Linked DNA regions of Homo sapiens: region 1 is linked to region 2. The links are chromatin loops, found by intact Hi-C in ENCODE. Cell type or tissue: heart right ventricle. All regions are shown on one strand. Links, peaks and the distances in the headings refer to the core of each region. The heading gives the core; the rest is flanking DNA. Region 1 overlaps CBSLR (CBS mRNA stabilizing lncRNA). Region 2 has its middle 110 kb from the start of CBSLR.

The links. Hi-C counts contacts between places; a loop is a spot of excess contacts. Peaks named below come from ENCODE experiments on the same cell type or tissue, not always from the same donor. Only the 100,000 strongest peaks of a DNase experiment are listed, where the experiment ranks them.
Region 1: a loop joins it to region 2, with 2.1 times the contacts of the local background. A loop is called at or near these places in 11 of 110 quality-filtered maps.

The regions. Positions count from the first base shown.
Region 1 is chr1:185,320,097-185,329,239 of GRCh38, forward strand. The region is part of intron 1 of CBSLR (CBS mRNA stabilizing lncRNA); the gene reads left to right. It also overlaps the pseudogene GS1-279B7.1. Among named protein-coding and RNA genes, the nearest start is that of CBSLR, 7.2 kb to the left of the region's middle. In heart right ventricle, for the core only: no CTCF peak of the experiment used is centred there; no DNase peak of the experiment used is centred there.
Region 2 is chr1:185,422,636-185,430,223 of GRCh38, forward strand. No RefSeq gene overlaps it. Among named protein-coding and RNA genes, the nearest start is that of CBSLR, 110 kb to the left of the region's middle. In heart right ventricle, for the core only: a CTCF peak has its summit at 4,208; DNase peaks (open chromatin) are centred at 4,306 and 4,756; H3K27ac peaks cover 2,065 bases.

The sequences.
Region 1 (9,143 bases), core at 3,932-6,431, 100 kb before region 2:
TGGAGAGTGCTTAATAAAAATTATGAATTTCTTGCATACCTATTTTGTGTCAGGTCCTGAGAAAGATAATCAGGAATTGGTGTCAATCTGCCATCTTTTCTTTATTCACCCTGATCCTGCTTCAGATGTTGTCTCCATCCTTAACTGACTTGTGTTTTGTTTATTCTTGATGTATTAGTTTGCTAGGGCTGCCATAACAGACTGAATGGCTTAAACAACAGAAAGTTGTCAAGCATGATGGCTTGCACCTATAAGCCCAGCTACTGGTGGTGGGGAGAGGATCACTTGAGCCCAGGAGTTCAAGACTGCAGTGAGCTATGATCGTGCCACTGCATTCAGACAACAGAGTAAGACCTTGTTTCTAAAAAAACAAAAACAAAAACCCTCCAGAAATTTGTCTTACAGTTCGGAAGGCTAGAAGTCTGAGATCAAGGTATTGTCAGGGCCCTATTCCCTCTGAAGGCTCTAGGCCACTCTCCTAACTTCTGGTAGTTCCTTGGCTTGTCAACATAACTCCAGTTTTCACATGTTCTCCCTGTCTGGGTATCTGTTGTTCAGATTTCCCCTTTTTCTGTGGACACCAGGGTTAATTGAATTAGGGGCCCACCCTACTCCAGTATGACATCATTTTAACTAAACCTGCAACTACTGTGTTTCCAAATAAGGTCATATTTTGAGATACTGGGGGTTAGGACTTTAACATACAAATGTTGAGGGAACACAGCTCAACTCATAAAACCTTAGTTCATTTTTTAAGTGTGGTCCACTGAACACATTCTTTGGAATCACCTGTGTATTCTTCCTAGAAATGCAGGTCCTTATGTGTCCACAATTGGGGGGTTCTTGGTCTCACTGACTTCAAGAATGAAGCCATGGACCCTAGCGGTGAGTGTTACAGTTCTTAAAGGCAGCGTGTCCGGAGTTTGTTCCTTCTGACGTTCAGACTTGTTCGGAGTTTCTTCCTTCTGGTGCATTCATGGTCTCATTGGCTTCAGGAGTGAAGCTGCAGACCTTCGCGGTGAGTGTTACAGCTCTTAAAGGCAGTGTGGACCCAAAGAGTGAGCAGCAGCAAGATTTATTACAATGAGTGAAAGAACAAAACCTCCACAGGATCAAAGGGGACCCCAGCGGGTTGCCACTGCTGGCTGGGCAGCCTGCTTTTATTCTCTTGTCTGGCCCCACCCACATCCTGCTGATTGGTCCATTTTACAGAGAGCCGATTGGTCCATTTTACAAAGAGCTGATTGGTCCGTTTTGACAGGATGCTGATTGGTGCGTTTACAATCCCTGATCTAGACACAAAAGTTCTCCACGTCACCACTAGATTAGCTAGATACAGAGTGTCCACACAAAGGTTCTCCAAGTCCCCACCAGAGTAGCCAGATACAGAGTGTCCATTGGTGCATTCACAAACCCTGAGCTAGACACAGGGTACTGATTGGTGTATTTACAAACCTTGAGCTAGATACAGAGTGCCCATTGGTGTATTTACAATCCCTTGGCTAGACATAAAGGTTCTCTAAGTCCCCACCAGACTCAGGAGCCCAGCTGGCTTCACCCAGTGGATCCTGCACAGGGGCACAGGTGGAGCTGCTTGTCAGTCCCACCCCGTTCACCCGCACTCCTCAGCCCTTGGGTGGTCGATGGGACTGGGCGCCGTGGAGCAGGGGGCGGCGCTCGTGGGGGAGGCTCGGGCTGCTCAGGAGCCCACGGTTGGGCGGCGGAGGCTCAGGCATGGCGGGCTGCAGTTCCCGAGCCCTGCCCCGCGGGGATGCAGCTAAGGCCCAGCGAGAAGTCGAGCACAGCAGCTGCTGGCCCAGGTGCTAAGCCCCTCACTGCCCAGGGCCGGCAGGGATGGCGGGGCGGCTGGCTGCTCTGAGTGCGGGACACGCCGAACCCATGCCCACCCGGAACTCGCGCTGGCCCTCAAGCGCCATGGGCAGCCCTGGTTCCCACCCGCGTCTCTCCCTCCACACCTCCCCGCAAGCTGAGGGAGCTGGCTCTGGCCTTGGCCAGCCCAGAAAGAGGCTCCCACAGTGCAACCGCGGGCTGAAGGGCTCCTCAAGTGCCGCCAAAGTGGGAGCCCAGGCAGAGGAGGCACTGAGAGCGAGCGAGGGCTGTGAGGACTGCCAGCATGCTGTCACCTCTCACTTAGGCTTTACCCTAGACTAATGATTTTCAAAGGAAGAGAGTGGTTTTCCCCTGGGGAATATTTGGCAATCCCTGGAAACATGACTGGGGGAGACGTACTACAGGTATCTAGTGGACCTGGAATGCTGTTGAACATCCTACAAAGCACAGGACACTGTCCCACAGCAAAAAATGATTCCACCTGAAATGTCAGTCGTGCCAAGATTGAGAAACCCTGTCCTAAAATTGGTAAGTCTAGTCTCTAGGAAAGTGGCCTGGAAACCTACATTCTGACAAACACCATAGCATCTTGTACCTCTACTAAAGCCTGAAAACCACTGCAAACGCAAAAGCATTTTCTAGGCGTATGAACATGCTCCATTTCTCCTCGGATATTAGTTATCTCTCTTATTTATTAACCATGCTAATTATGATAAGCTGATTTTATTCAATACTGCTACTTAGCAATTCAGTTTACCAGTCATAGTCTTAATTTAAGTTGGAATCTTATTTACATTTTAAAACTTCTGTGCCACATTACATTATTTTTGATCAACTGTCTGCATTTTCTGGGTGTCATTTGCCTAATGAAAAGCTGTTGCCAATTTGTGACTTGGCAAAAAAGCAATGCTTTGCCTGCCTCCTCCAGTCTGCTAGCTTCTCCTGTACTCTAAGTGACTGACTCTTCTGTCGTATATTTCTTTCATCCCTTGCAGTCAGTGCTACTGTTCTCAATTTCTTTCTCTTCTTTCCTTTTGGCACTTGAAAATATTGTTCGGGTATATTAATGGTGTCTTAAGAGCCAAAACAAGAAAATGGTAGTGTCATAAAAGTCACAAGAAGCCTAGGGAAAAATCTTGAAACGCCCATACTTACTTCCACTAAAGTAGGTCATTGGAAATTGTGTTACAATGTATAATAAATTGAGAACTTGATGCCTCTGTAAAAAAAAAAAAAAAAAGGCTTTTAAAATTAGTATTCCCTTTCAGAGAAAATCTTCCATTTTCCAGATAAGGCTTCCATAAATACCTCATCAGAATAAGGCAAACTGTGATTATTACAAAAAAAAATAAAATTCAAGGATTTGGGCAAGGTGGTGCCTGCCTGTGTAACCCCAGCTACTAGGGATGCTGAGGCAGGAGGATCTCTTGAGCCCAGGAATTCAAGACCAGCCTGGGCAACATAGTGAGTGAGACCCCCTTTCTAAAAAATAAAAAATCCAAGGGTTATAATTCTCCAAATACATGCCTCAGAATACTTCGGTCTTGAATTATTCCTGTCGGCTATTACATTATCCAAGCAAACTTTTACTAATAACTTTTTGCTAGTTTTCTAAAGTAATTACTGTTAAAGTTTTTGAGAACAATTCTAGCCTCCTCATCCAACAACCAGGATTCCCTAATAGTTGCTCTTTCTTTCAACAGTTTCTTAGGAATTAAAACTTCTTATGTCATTCAAGCATGTATCCTGTAACACTGTATAACCTTCAAGCCTGCTCCATCTTTGGAAATGTCATATTCAGCTGTGAACTCTGATGTATAGCCTAGGCTTCAATCAAAAAACCTTATTTTTTAATCAACTTGATTGCTGAGAATGAGCAAGGCATGGAATAAGCAGCCTTTATACTAAGCTGAGTTTTTAATGTAATCACTAAATTAAATGTATAAACAAAAGTGTGGTAACATATAGCACAATCTATACAATTCAGAAAGAGATCTTTTGTTGTGATCGCATTCAAAACTGGATACCTGGTGAATGAAAGTTACCCAATATAATTCAGTTGGACTCTTCAGGAAGTAGTGCTGCAGGAAATAAAAACAAAAAGAATAATAATTCAATTGGACTAGCTAGCCAACTGTTGCCTGTGTAAACTGATCACTCAACATGAAGTCAAGAGACTACTTCAATGAAAAAAACCAGAAAGAACAGAGCTGTTGGGTTGTAAACATGAGTTCTCCTTTCTTGTATTCTTATTGTCTAAAGATGAGCAGAGTAAAGTACAAGGAGAAAATGATGTTTTGCAAGAGTTGAGTGAACTGGACTTTCTTTTTTTTTTTTTTTGAGACAGGGTCTCATTCCAGTCACCTAGGCTAGAGTGCAGTGGCACAATCACAGTTCACTGCAGCCTTGACTTCCCTGTAGCTGGGACTACAGGCGCGTGCCACCATCCCCTGCTAAGTTTTGTATTTTTTCTAGAGACAGGGTTCTGCCATGTTGCCCTTGAACTCCTGAGCTCAAGCAATCTACACACCTTGGCCTGTCAAAGTGCCTGGATTATAGGCGTGAGCCAGGGCACCCGGCCTGAATTAGACTTTCTAACTATGAAAGAAAGTCACAAAGCTGTTAGCTAGAGGTTCCTGCCCCTTGAAAATAATTCCTCCCTGCTGTACTACTCCAAAATCGGTGCCATTGGGGAACGAATTATTGAATGAAATGTTTTCTTTCTCAACCATCTCCAATATCTTACTAAAAAGAAAAATGTGAAAGGAAAACTATTGTGGCAAGATATTCTACCAACAGGCCTTATTGGGTCACTATGCCTGAGTCACCCTTGTCCCACAATAGCACTTCTCTGTTCTCAATACCTTGCTCCTGTCCTTTTAGACCCAGTTAGTACCTTTTCATTTCCAAGAAGTGGGCTGGTATAATTGAAAGAATGCTAGACTTGAGGCCTAGTCTCAAATCTTGGCTCTGTTACTCAACTACCTAAGTCAGATCTCTTGTCTTCTTGGTGATTGTTTTCTAATATTTAAAATGGGAGCAATAAAACTTATCTCACAGAAATAAAGTTGGTGCAAATGTTTACTTCTAATGGCCAAAACTGCAATTACTTTTGCACCAACCTATATATGTACTTGACATATAGTGTTATGAGTATTTGTTTACTTATTTATTTTAAGGCTTCCTCCAATTACTCCAGCATATATAGCTTTTCTTCCAAATCTACGAACCCTGACATATCATTAGTAACATTTATTTGATACTTAATCCAACGCAGGGTACTTTTATACTTACAAATTTAAGAATTAAGTGAGGCTGGGTGCAGTGGTACACGCCTGTAATCCCAGCATTTTGGGAGGCCAAGATGGGAGGATCATGAGGTCAGGAGATCGAGACCATCCTGGCTAACACGGTGAAACCCCGTCTCTACCAAAAATACAAAAATTAGCTGGGCATGGTGGCACATTCTTATAGCCCCAGCTACTTGGGAGGCTGAGGCAGGAGAATCATTTGAACCCGGGAAGCAGAGGTTGCAGTGAGCCGAGATCATGCCACTGCACTCCAGCCTGGGCTACAGAGGGGAAAAAAAAAAAAAAGAATTAAGTGATTACGATCTTTGAGTACATGGAAGCAGTCCAGACTCCTAAGTGGGCTGTGCCTCTGACCTCAGAAGTGTTGAATGAATTCATGTCCTAATCATCTGTGCCTCTTGTAGCTCTCTCTGTTAATAGGAAACTACTGTGGGAATGGAAAGGGAAACGTATTTTGCTTTGTGGTCTGTGGGGATAAAGACCATGGTTCATTTTGCATCTAGCTGTAATTTCTATCCCAGTGTTTTTGCACATAATTTTTGTCTTCTAAAAAAATAGATGAATTGAACTTTTAGAAGTGATTTTCTTTTTAATTTTTTTTTTTTTTTGAGACAGAGTCTCGCTCTTTCACCATGCTGGAGTGCAGTGGCGTGATCTCGGCTCACTGCAACCTCTGCCTCCCAGGTTCAAGCTATTCTCCTGCCTCAACCTCCCGAGTAGCTGGGACTACAGGCACCTGCCACCACGCCCAGCTAATTTTTGTATTTTTAGTAGAGACAGGGTTTCCCCATGTTGGCCAGGATGGTCTCGATCCCCTGACCTCGTGATCCACCCGCTTTGGCCTCCCAAAGTGCTGGGATTATAGGCGTCCACCACCGTGCCCAGCCTAGAAGTGATTTTCTTTATGTCAATTGAATAGGAAATTTCCTTTTCTGCAAAGAACTAATATTTTCTTTGCTTTTAAGAGGATCCTGTAAATTTTAAAATGCTTTCTTCAAGAACTTATAGTGTCTTAAATGATTTAAGATCTACTGAATCATACAACTTTTATTAGTTTTACTCTATCTGGAATGAATTTATGGATGTCCAATTTGCATGTTAAATATAAATGAAAGAGAAATATCTTTTAGTTTATATACATTTTTTAAAGGTACCAGATTGTCTACTGGGAAATTGGCTTCATTAATTGACCACATTGTCACTACTGTATATAGAAATTTCTAGATAATCTCTTATTGGTCTCACCAAGTTTAAAGCATGATGCCCCCTCACCCAATGGAATAGTAATGTAGACATGCCTTAGGGTCTATATCAGAAAAGCCAGTTACATATAGGTTAAGAAAATCTTCAAAGATATCAAAGAACCATGGTCATTTCTTTGCCATACTATACCACTTTATACTTAAAGTGGTATAAAGAATGAAATTCAAGTTATTGAAAGGTTAGGCAAGTCAGAATGAATTGAAAGCTTTTTAGAATATTTGTTTTACAAACAAAAGGGTATAGTGCTTCCTATGTTACTTCCAAATGAGCTGATAGGCTTAGAAAAAGTGTCTTGAATTCAAGTTACCATTTTAGACCATGAGGTGACACACCAAGGATGATCCGAGAAGTGCCATAGAACAAATCTAGCTCCCAGTGACCTTTAAGCTGCCATACATGCTCTGGACTCCCAAACTCTAGACTTCCTCTATGTGAAAAGGAAACAAACTTTGATTTGTTTAAGTCAAAAATGGAAATGGAAATAGCCAATTTAGTGATCTCTGTCACTTTTTAAAAGTATCCTTTTTGTATCCTATTCTTTCTGTTCAATTTATTTCATTTTATAATACAGTAGCTGTTTGTATTTCCTTGAGTCCACACCGTGCATTTGAAACTAGCAAATTGCAAACATAGGTTCAGTGCTAAAGACTGGTTACTCATTCTATCAAGTTTGCAGTAAGTTGTTTGTAGGTGACTCTGATTAAAAGTCAAGACCACATGCAAAGTCTACAATCTCAAATTTTGAACTTTGCAATTTAGAAGGTTAAGCCCTACCCCACCTCTCTCTTATCTGACCGTTAATCTAGTGCCACATCATTTTTACTCTCCCAAATGGCATATTGGCCTACTTGATGGGCTATAGCAAATATTTACTGAGTGTCTGTTTTGTGTAAAGCATTGTGCTGAATACCGTGAAGTTTACAGATGTGTTGTGAAGTTTTGGATTTTTTAGAAAGTAACCAGTTTATTGAATAGGGTAGAATCTGTGGGGTACAAATGGGGAGTGGGTTTATTTTTTTCTGATCTTCAAACATTCGCTGATAACTCTTTCATTCTTGCCTTTTAGATAAACCTTAAGATCCCAAAAACTTTTAGTCCTTTTGGATATTTAAGGTTTATTTTCAGATAGTAAAAGTAAAACAAATACAGTTAGGTCTAAATCAAGACTTTAATCTCACATCTAATTCAAAGTTTTCCCTGGCTTCCCTTACTTCCCAAGGCTCAGGAACCCACAGTGGGCATGGGGAGTGTGATCTTTTTCTGACTTTTACTTTACTCTTTACCACATGGTAGTAAATGGCAACTCCATTTTAATCTGTCTTCTTAATTCCTGCCACTTTCTTTGCTGCTCATTTCTTTCCAGTTCCAGTGTCTTTCTTTCCATCCCAGAATATATTAACCATTTTCCAAGAACCTTTGGATTTACTCTTCTTTCTGCTTAAAGCTTTTCCCTCCAGCTAGCGTGGCTTGCTCCCTCACTTTTAAGCCTCTGCTCAAATGTCACTTTATCAGCAAGCCCTTCCCTAACTACCCCGTCTCAGGTGGTACATGCCCACAACCATCATTTCCTTATTCTGCTTTATTTTTCTCATCTCACCATCTGATACATTATACTTCTGTTGGGAAGCTAGGTGTCTGTTTCACCTTCTGCAGGTGCCTTCCGTCTTTATGAGGGAGGTTGGGAGATAATACACTGTATTAGTCTGTTTTCATATAGCCATAAAGAACTGCCCAAGTCTGGGTAATTTATAAAGGAAAGAGGTTTCATTGACTCATGGTTCAGCATGGCTCGGGAGGCCTCAGGAAGCTTTCAATCATGGGAGAAGGTGAAGAAGAAGCAAGGCACTTTCTTCACAAGGTGGCAGGAAGGAGAAGTGTCGAGTGAATCAGGAAGAGCCCCTTACGAAACCATCAGATCTTGTGAGAACTCACTATCACAAGAACAGCATGGGGGAATCCGCCCCCATGATTCTGTTGCCCCAACCTAGTCTCTCCCTTGACATGTGGGGATTATGGGAATTACAAGTCAAGATGAGATTTGGGTGGGGACAAAAAGCCTAACCATATCTCCCTTCTCCCCTCTATGAGAAGGGGTGAAAAAAGGCCAACACATTCTTTACTCTTTTGAATTCCTGTTCTCATTGACTTTGGCATATAGAATCTGGAGGTAAGAGTTTTATAAATACTAGACTGATCTGGCTTTTTATACTAAGTGGCATGGATGTGTCAGACACTTCTCTTTAAAATATGGGGATAGTTGTCTCTTATTTTCAGCTTTGAGACTTAGGCTAAAATATAAACAAAACAAAACTTCATACAGCATGCTGTTAAATAAGAACCTTCTCACAAATAAAGCTAGCATGCTTTAATTGTCACAAAGAGAACACTTGAATTTGAGATAACCATGATGATGTGACAGATGGCTCCATGAATTCAGGATGTCTAATTTTTAAGAACTAGGATCTGAGGTATTTACACATCTGAAAAGCAATATAAAATTTGTTATGCAGTTACCATGGTGGAAATTTATTTTTTCTGGCTGTCTAGCATTCACTCCTCCTTCTGGGACTACAACCCTTTAGCCACAGTGAATGTTCATTAATGGATATGTGACCAAAATTGATCCAAGTAGAATGAATCCTTGCATATTGACTGGACAGGAATCTGGGAGATATATGCCTGGTGTTGCTGGGGCCGTCACTTGGAGAGAAGCTGCCT
Region 2 (7,588 bases), core at 3,023-5,522:
ATCTAAAGATACATATCAGCTGTATCTTACCAAAAATGTATTTGTTAACTAGAATTAAGCATTTTATTAAGAACTGAATTTGTTGTCCAGAAATGTAGAAAGTCCCGTTGGATGTCTTGGATCTCTTAAAAAATAACTCCAAGCAATTTTCTGCAGAAAATGACTTTTCCCCCTGTTTAATATACTCCCTGTAGCAAGCAAAAGCATTTAAATCATTTCACTGACCTCAGCACTACCCTACAGTGTGATACTCAGAACATGCTTGTTGTTAGGAGGATTGGTAGCAGTGTTTTGTCTACCAAAAGGGTTTATTTTAATGACATGTTACAAGATGAGTAAATGTTCATAGTACGCAAAATGTGCAAATAAACAGAAGGAAGAAAGGTAATATTTCATAATTTTACATCTTCAGAGATAATTACTGGTTTTTAACATGTATGTTTCCATTTAACCATGTAGCAACAAGTAGTTTATCTCATCGAGTATTTGTAGCATCATTTAAAATGGATGACTATTATTTCTATATAGCATACTTTATTTAACCAACCTCTGTTTCTGGACATTTCAGTTGCTTCTATTGTTTTTGCCATTATGCCTGTAGCACCCACACCTGTGGCTTCATGGGGAGTTTGCTTCATTTAGGTACAGGGTTACAGATGGCTCTGCTGATAGCAGTTGGACTTGGGCTGCTGAGGTACCCTGGAGTTTAGATGAGAAGGAAAATCCCTCCAGCACTTTGAGAAGTACACCTTGGGGTCCATTTTGCCTGAAAGGAGGGAAGACTTGAAGGTTGATGACAAGGAGGTTTCGGAAGTCAAGTGGGTGATGCTCTTTGAGTGGGCCCCAGGGCATGTTCCTCATGAGTGAAGACCAAAGAGCTTCTGCTGCAGAGGAGACTCAGGGGAAAGGTAGACAGGCTGAGCTGTCCTGTGGATGTCACTCAGCCTCCTCTGTGGCCACCCCAGTGCTTGCTCAGTGTTCTGTGAACAAGGTAGGAGTCAGGGCTAGAGGCTGTGCATGTCTTCAACAACAAAATTCCCCCTTACAATGGCTGACCTGGTCATTGGCCCCACTGAACGCCAAATTTGCTGAGCAATGTCCAGTCTCGAACATTTCACATGGTACCACATGCCAAATGAGGGGCAGATGGATTAGCCACCTTTTTGGACCCCTTCTGACCAAGCAGCACCAACAGTGGAATGCTGAACTGCTAGGATCCATACCACCTGTTGGAAACAACAGTAGGACTCAGTGAATGAGGGGGTCTGGCTCTCTAGAGGGACTTATCTGTTACTCCAGAGAGCCATTCACAAAGCACTAGAGCACTGTGAAGAATCCATGGTGGGTTCCAATATTGTTTCTAGGTCTTTTGCACTAAGTGAACTGGTGAAAACTCTTGACTGGTAGGACTAAGGGAAGAGTGTTCACCATCATCTCCTGTGACTCTCCAGTCTGTCCACCTGAGTAGGAAAACCATGTCTTGCTTTAGACCCTGGGTAACTAATTGTAGAGATGCCTCAGCCTATGCCTATGCTCTTCCTCAAAGAATGAGCTTGAAGGCTGAGAACAAGTTGGTTCCTATGGAAGGCTTTGCTTTTTTTTCCAATAAGCCCTGCATGATGCTGGCTCACTTGCACAATATTGAACTGTTCATCCAGGGAGTAGGTACAGATTCTGTGGCTTAATTTTTTTTTAAATTTTGGTAAATATATATATAACATAAAATTTATTATTTTAGCGATTTTTAAGCGTAGAGCTCTGTGGCATGAAACTGTGGGCTTCTTGCCTCTAAACTTAAGTCCATGCCTCTTCTCTACTGAAACTCCAATCTCTTCAGTGGAAGGATCATATTTCCTCCATGCGAAGATGCCATTAATTGTATAACAAAGCACATTCATAGCAATATTTTATTAAAGAAGACATTCTTGGCAAGTTTCTTTGGATGTCAGTTATAAGCCACACTCCTATTTCAGAAGTGAAAATTATGCATCATAGAATGGAGGAAATATGTGGCTTCTTTCTGTTCCATGGCAATGGCAGGAGTTTCAAAAACTGTTTCTGAGGGGAGAGTCACTTTCTGCATGGTGTACATGATGATCAAGCTGGAATCCTACACTTGGCTGGGCAGTCATAGGAGCACCACGATACTATCCAGGCAACCCCATTAGCCATCTTCCGGCTGAGGGGAGTCAAATACTCTACCGTCTAATCTTCATTGCCTTGGTGGCTTCACATGCCTTATTCCCTTTCCATATGGTGTTGACAGAAACTGCAGAATGTGTAGACAAAGGGTAGCATAGGTGTGAGGCTGCATGAAATGAATGTTGATATTTTGAAACGAGAAAGATGGGTTCTTCCTATTAGGAGAAATCCACATTAAAGAGAAGAGCACAGGCAAGCTTGGAACTAAAAGGGAGAAGTCAGCTTGAGAGTAGGGTAGGGGAAGAGTGAAGAGCGGAGGGCCAGCTCTGTCGCCTGGCTTGGTTATGGTGGAAAAGACTGCATTTGGCAGAACACATAATCAATGACGGATTTTTCATTTTTATTTAAACTTTGGCTTATAGAAGCGATTTCCTTTTTCTTCCTCACTGGTTTCCAGCCCTGAGCCTCTACCCAGCTATCAGCAGGAGGGAGTCCCCGCACAAATGCCTGGTATTGGTGATAGATCTGTGTTAATTGTATCCATACTGTCCTACCCAGTCTTTCTTGTAATTATGGGCAAGAAATTCTAAGACAGATGGTTAGCTTTCTCCATGTGCTGTGTGACCATGGAAATGAGCAAAGCTCATGAACTGACAGGAGGCCTGAGAGGGGGCTATTGTCTCATTAGCACTCAGTTCTATCTGATTGGGTTGATGCTGCAAAGGTAATTTAATGTGTCAGAGCAAACATGTGGCAAGACCAGTACCTATGAGAGAAGCATTGCATTTTTAAAAGCCTGAAGTATGAAAGAGATTTTTTAAGTGTCTAGAAGTCAGGAAAAACTTTAGTCTCTTAAACTAGATAGCACCTTGGTGACTTTACTCTCAGCTTAAGGTGCATAGACAAATTTAAACAGGACTCTCCATGTTTCCTGGAACCTAAAATTCACCAGGAAGTAATTAGCATTTACAGACAAATAATGCTTCAAGAGACCTGTGAGATAAAATACATGTTTGGATTTATGGAAAATAACAAAATATCACAACACTCTCAGAAAAAAAATTGTATTGAAGACTTAATAACTACAGAAAGAAAAACAACTAGTATTATTGAGCATCTACAATCTGCTGAGACCTTTATATACATTTCTCACTTTAACCTCAGTACAACCTTGGAGGTAGGCTTGATCTATATTTTGTAGAGTAAAATAATCAGGCTCAGAGTATTTAAGTAACTATCAAGGTCTGAAGCCTGGCGAGTTGTGGAACTGATGTCTGACACTTCCCATCACACCAGATACCTACTGCCTTTAGCCACACTGAGATAAAATAGAAGCAACTGAAATTCCCTAGGTTCCATCTAGCCTTGCTGCTCTAACCTCCTTCTCTCTTAAACTCCCACACTGGCCCTTTCCTATGGAATCATATGTTGACTGAACACATACTGCTTTGTGATGGGTTTCTATTTTTTAACCCATATTTGAAACTTTGTTTTTTAATGTTTTGCATGTGTATTGCTTTTCTCTTTAGTGGATGATAAGCCCCATGAGGGCACTGACTTTGATTGTTGTAGTTCCCACACCATTTTGTGAATAACTGATGCTCGATTACTACCTATTGATTTGATTTTAATTAGTGTGAAGGAGATCGTTTCTAAGCTATAGTTGATCTGATATAAAAGTCATAGTCAAGATTGTTTTGAGGTATTTAAGATACTTTTCATGGGACTTCTGACAATTGTTACACCCACAGTGTTAGTAATTCAGAGAGATTGGTGAAGAAATAAACGGATTTTTAAATTTTGAGATTAGCTATATCATTAAGGATTTCAGTGAGATATTTCATTACTTTAGCGCTTTACTGTTAAAAATCCCCGTAGATATCCATCAACTTCCTTGTTATGTTTTCGTTTTTCCTTTAATCAGATCACAGTCCACCTCTACCAGGGAAACTTAGTAACTACGGAGACAACCTTATTGCTTATACCTCTGAGCTTTACCTTTCCAAATATTTCAGAAGGCTAAGACTTAACATTTTTTTATGTAGAAATATCCATCCAGGTCAAAAGGTGGCAGGCAAACAAAAGCTAATTTCATTCAGAAGATTCTGTTTTCTCTTGGCCTTGGCGCTTGTTTCCCGCTTGAGTCACTTCCCCCGAGAGGGTAACCCTGGACAGCAGACACGAGAGCCCGTGAGAATTGTCTTAATGAACAACAGAAGACATACACAAACTTTCTTTCAATTTGTGGTAGTCCTTATTTTGCATTGGAAAATATGTGTAATTCACACCACTATAATTCCCATTCTTATGCCAAATGCAATCCTGGAGGAGGCTATTGCTGGCACAAAGTCTGGAGTTTGTACTGCATTAAAGCCAGTAGCTTGTTTTTCCATCTGGGCTAGGCACAGAGTTTGCAAACTTTTTTTCTGAGTTATTCATTCCCTGGTAAATTCCAGTCTTGGGCTGCTGTAGGACATAGACAAAGCTTTATCCCAAAAGTTGCAAATGGAATATGGCCCTTGTTTAAAAGTGTTTTGCTACTGGAAGTACAACTAGTTCCACTGAGGTTTGTGTTGGCCACCTCAGGCTTGTGGGCTCAGTTCAAAGTTTTAGTTTAGTTCTGCAAGGTTTATGACTTGGCTACCTGAGGGACTGGCCCTCATGCTGTTCCTTCCTCCCAGCTGGGAAGATCTGCTAGAGCACTTGGCTAAAACTTTCCAGATATTACTTTGGAATAGTCATGATGATGGCTCAAGTGTTCTTGGAGGATGTTCACATTTGGAACTTCCTTATGTGGTCTGACGTGGCTCCAGCTGTTTTCTTTTCCTGTTAGCGGAGGTGTTTAATTACTCTGCCTTGTTTGTTGCACTAAACTGATTTAATCAAAGATCTCCCTAAGTTTGGAGACTGTATGTTAGTTTCCTGTTGCTGGTGCAACAAATCCCACAATTAAAACAACACAAATTTATTTTCTTACTGTTCAGAACGCCAAATGAATCATAAAAGGCTAAAATCAAGGAAGGTGTCAGCAAGGCTGGATCTTTCTGGAAGCTACCTGGCAGAATCTATTCCTTACCTTGGCCACTTCTGGAGGCCACCAGCAGTCCTTGGCTGCTCGCTGCATGACTCCAATCTCTGCTTTCATGCTCACACTGCTTTCTCCTCTGCTGTAATCAAATTCCCTCTGCCTCTCTCTTAGGTCCCTGTGATTATACTTAGGGTCCTCCGAGGCAATCCAGTATAATCTTTCCATCTCAGGATCGTTAATCATATCTGCAAAATCACTTTTGCCATATAAGGTAACATTTACAAGCTTCAGGGATTGGGATGTGGACATCTTGTGGGACCACTCTTCAGCCTAGTACATAGCTTGATGCATCTGAATTTGAATCCTGGCTCTAACAATGTTTTATTCTTTCTAAGCCTTAGGTTTATCTAAATGGTGTTAATAATGTTTATCTCTCATTAGGTTGATGTAAGATTTTGATGAGTTAAGTATGTTAAGTGCTACCACCAACCAAGTACCCCCATAGATGTTCTGTTAACTTTAATTTCCTTTTTGCTCATCTCCTTTGATAATATCTGAAAAATTAAATATTTTAGTTCGAAGGCGGTGGGTCTTTGAACTTTATAAATGGTGTAGCACAAATACAAAATACTAAAAATATGTCCAAAATGATTATCACATAGACAAAATGCTGGTTAATATCCAGTTAAGTTTCCAATGAAGTATGAAACTATAACATAATGCAACAGATAATGTATCATTGTGCTTAAAGTCATGGGTATTATAGTATGAATGTTATTAGAAGCTTATCACCTTAAATAAGGTACTGAAGATTTTCTGCTTTCAACATCTCTGATTTGTTAAAATACATCAGACCACTATATGTGTGGGGCAAAGAGTATGAAAGAGGGGGGCATATCATTCTTTAAGACATTTGTATGGTTTTTAGGTAGGTATAGAATAGATTAAAACAATGATAATTTTTTTAACAAATATTAATTGAGCCTTTTTGATATGTCATACAGTGGCCAAGATTTTGCCAATATAAATATGAAAAGCCATGGTTCCTACCCTTATCTAATGGACAGGCAGAAAATAAATGTGTAATTACTATAAATTAAGATAAGAATAGTAACGGTCTTGGTGGAAGCACAAGGGAAGGGGTGCTTAAGTCTGCTGGGAGAATTGGGTAAATGGTGTGGAAGGGAAGTGGTGGTTCTTGAGCCAACTCTTCAGGAAGGAGAAAGCCTTTTCCAGGTGAATGTGGGGTAGGGCAACCCAGGCAAAGGAGACTGTACCTGGAAATGAATGAAGTACCAAAATATTGCATTCTCACAGAACCTTGAGTAGCTTAGCATTGCAGGAGCAGACAGGCATAGAAGAAATTTATCTTGAGAAACAACATCCCCAGCATTGAATTCAAGTATGGGTTCAAGTTCATTTCATATAAAGAACCCTGGATAGAGTGAACAAACATCCTACAGAATGGGAGAAAAGTTTTGCCAACTATGCATCTAACAAAGGTCTAATATCCAGCATCTATAAGGAACTTAAACAAATTTACAAGAGAAAAACAAACCACTAAAAAGTTTGCAAGGGGCATGAACAGACGTTTTACAAAAGAAGACATACATTTGGCCAACACTCATATGGGAAAAAGTTCAACATCACTGATCATTAGAGAAATGCAAATCAAAACCACAATGAGATACCATCTCACACTAGTCAGAATGGCTATTATTAAAAAGTCAAAACATAACAGATGCTGGTGAGGTTGTGGAAAAAAAGGAACACTTATACACTGTTGTTGGGAGTATAAATCAATTCAACTATTGTGGAAGACAGTGTGGCGATTCCTGAAAGAGCTAAAAACAGAAATACCATTCACCCCAGCAATTCCATTACTGGGTATATATCCAGTGGAATATAAATTGTTCTATTATGAACACACATGCACATGTATGTTCATTGCAACACTATTCACAATGGAAAAGACATGGAATCAACCTAAATGCCCATCAATGGTAGGGACAGGATAAAGAAAATGTGCTACATATACACCATGGCATACTATGCAGCCATAAAAAGGAATGAGATCATATCTTTTGCAGGAACAGGGATGGAGCTGGAGGCCATTATCCTCAGCAAACTAATGCAGGAACAGGAAACCAAATACTGCATATTCTCATTTATAAGTGGGAGCTAAATGGTGACAACACATGACACATAAAGGGGAACAAAACACACTGGGGCCTATCGAAGGGTGGAGGGTGAGAGGAGGGAGACGATAAGGAAAAATAACTAATGGGCACTAGGCTTGATACCTGGAGTGATGAAATGATGTGTACAACAAACTCTAATGATACAAGGTTACCTGTATAACAAACCTGCACATGTACCTGTATAGCAAACTTGCACATGTACCCCTGAACTTAGAAG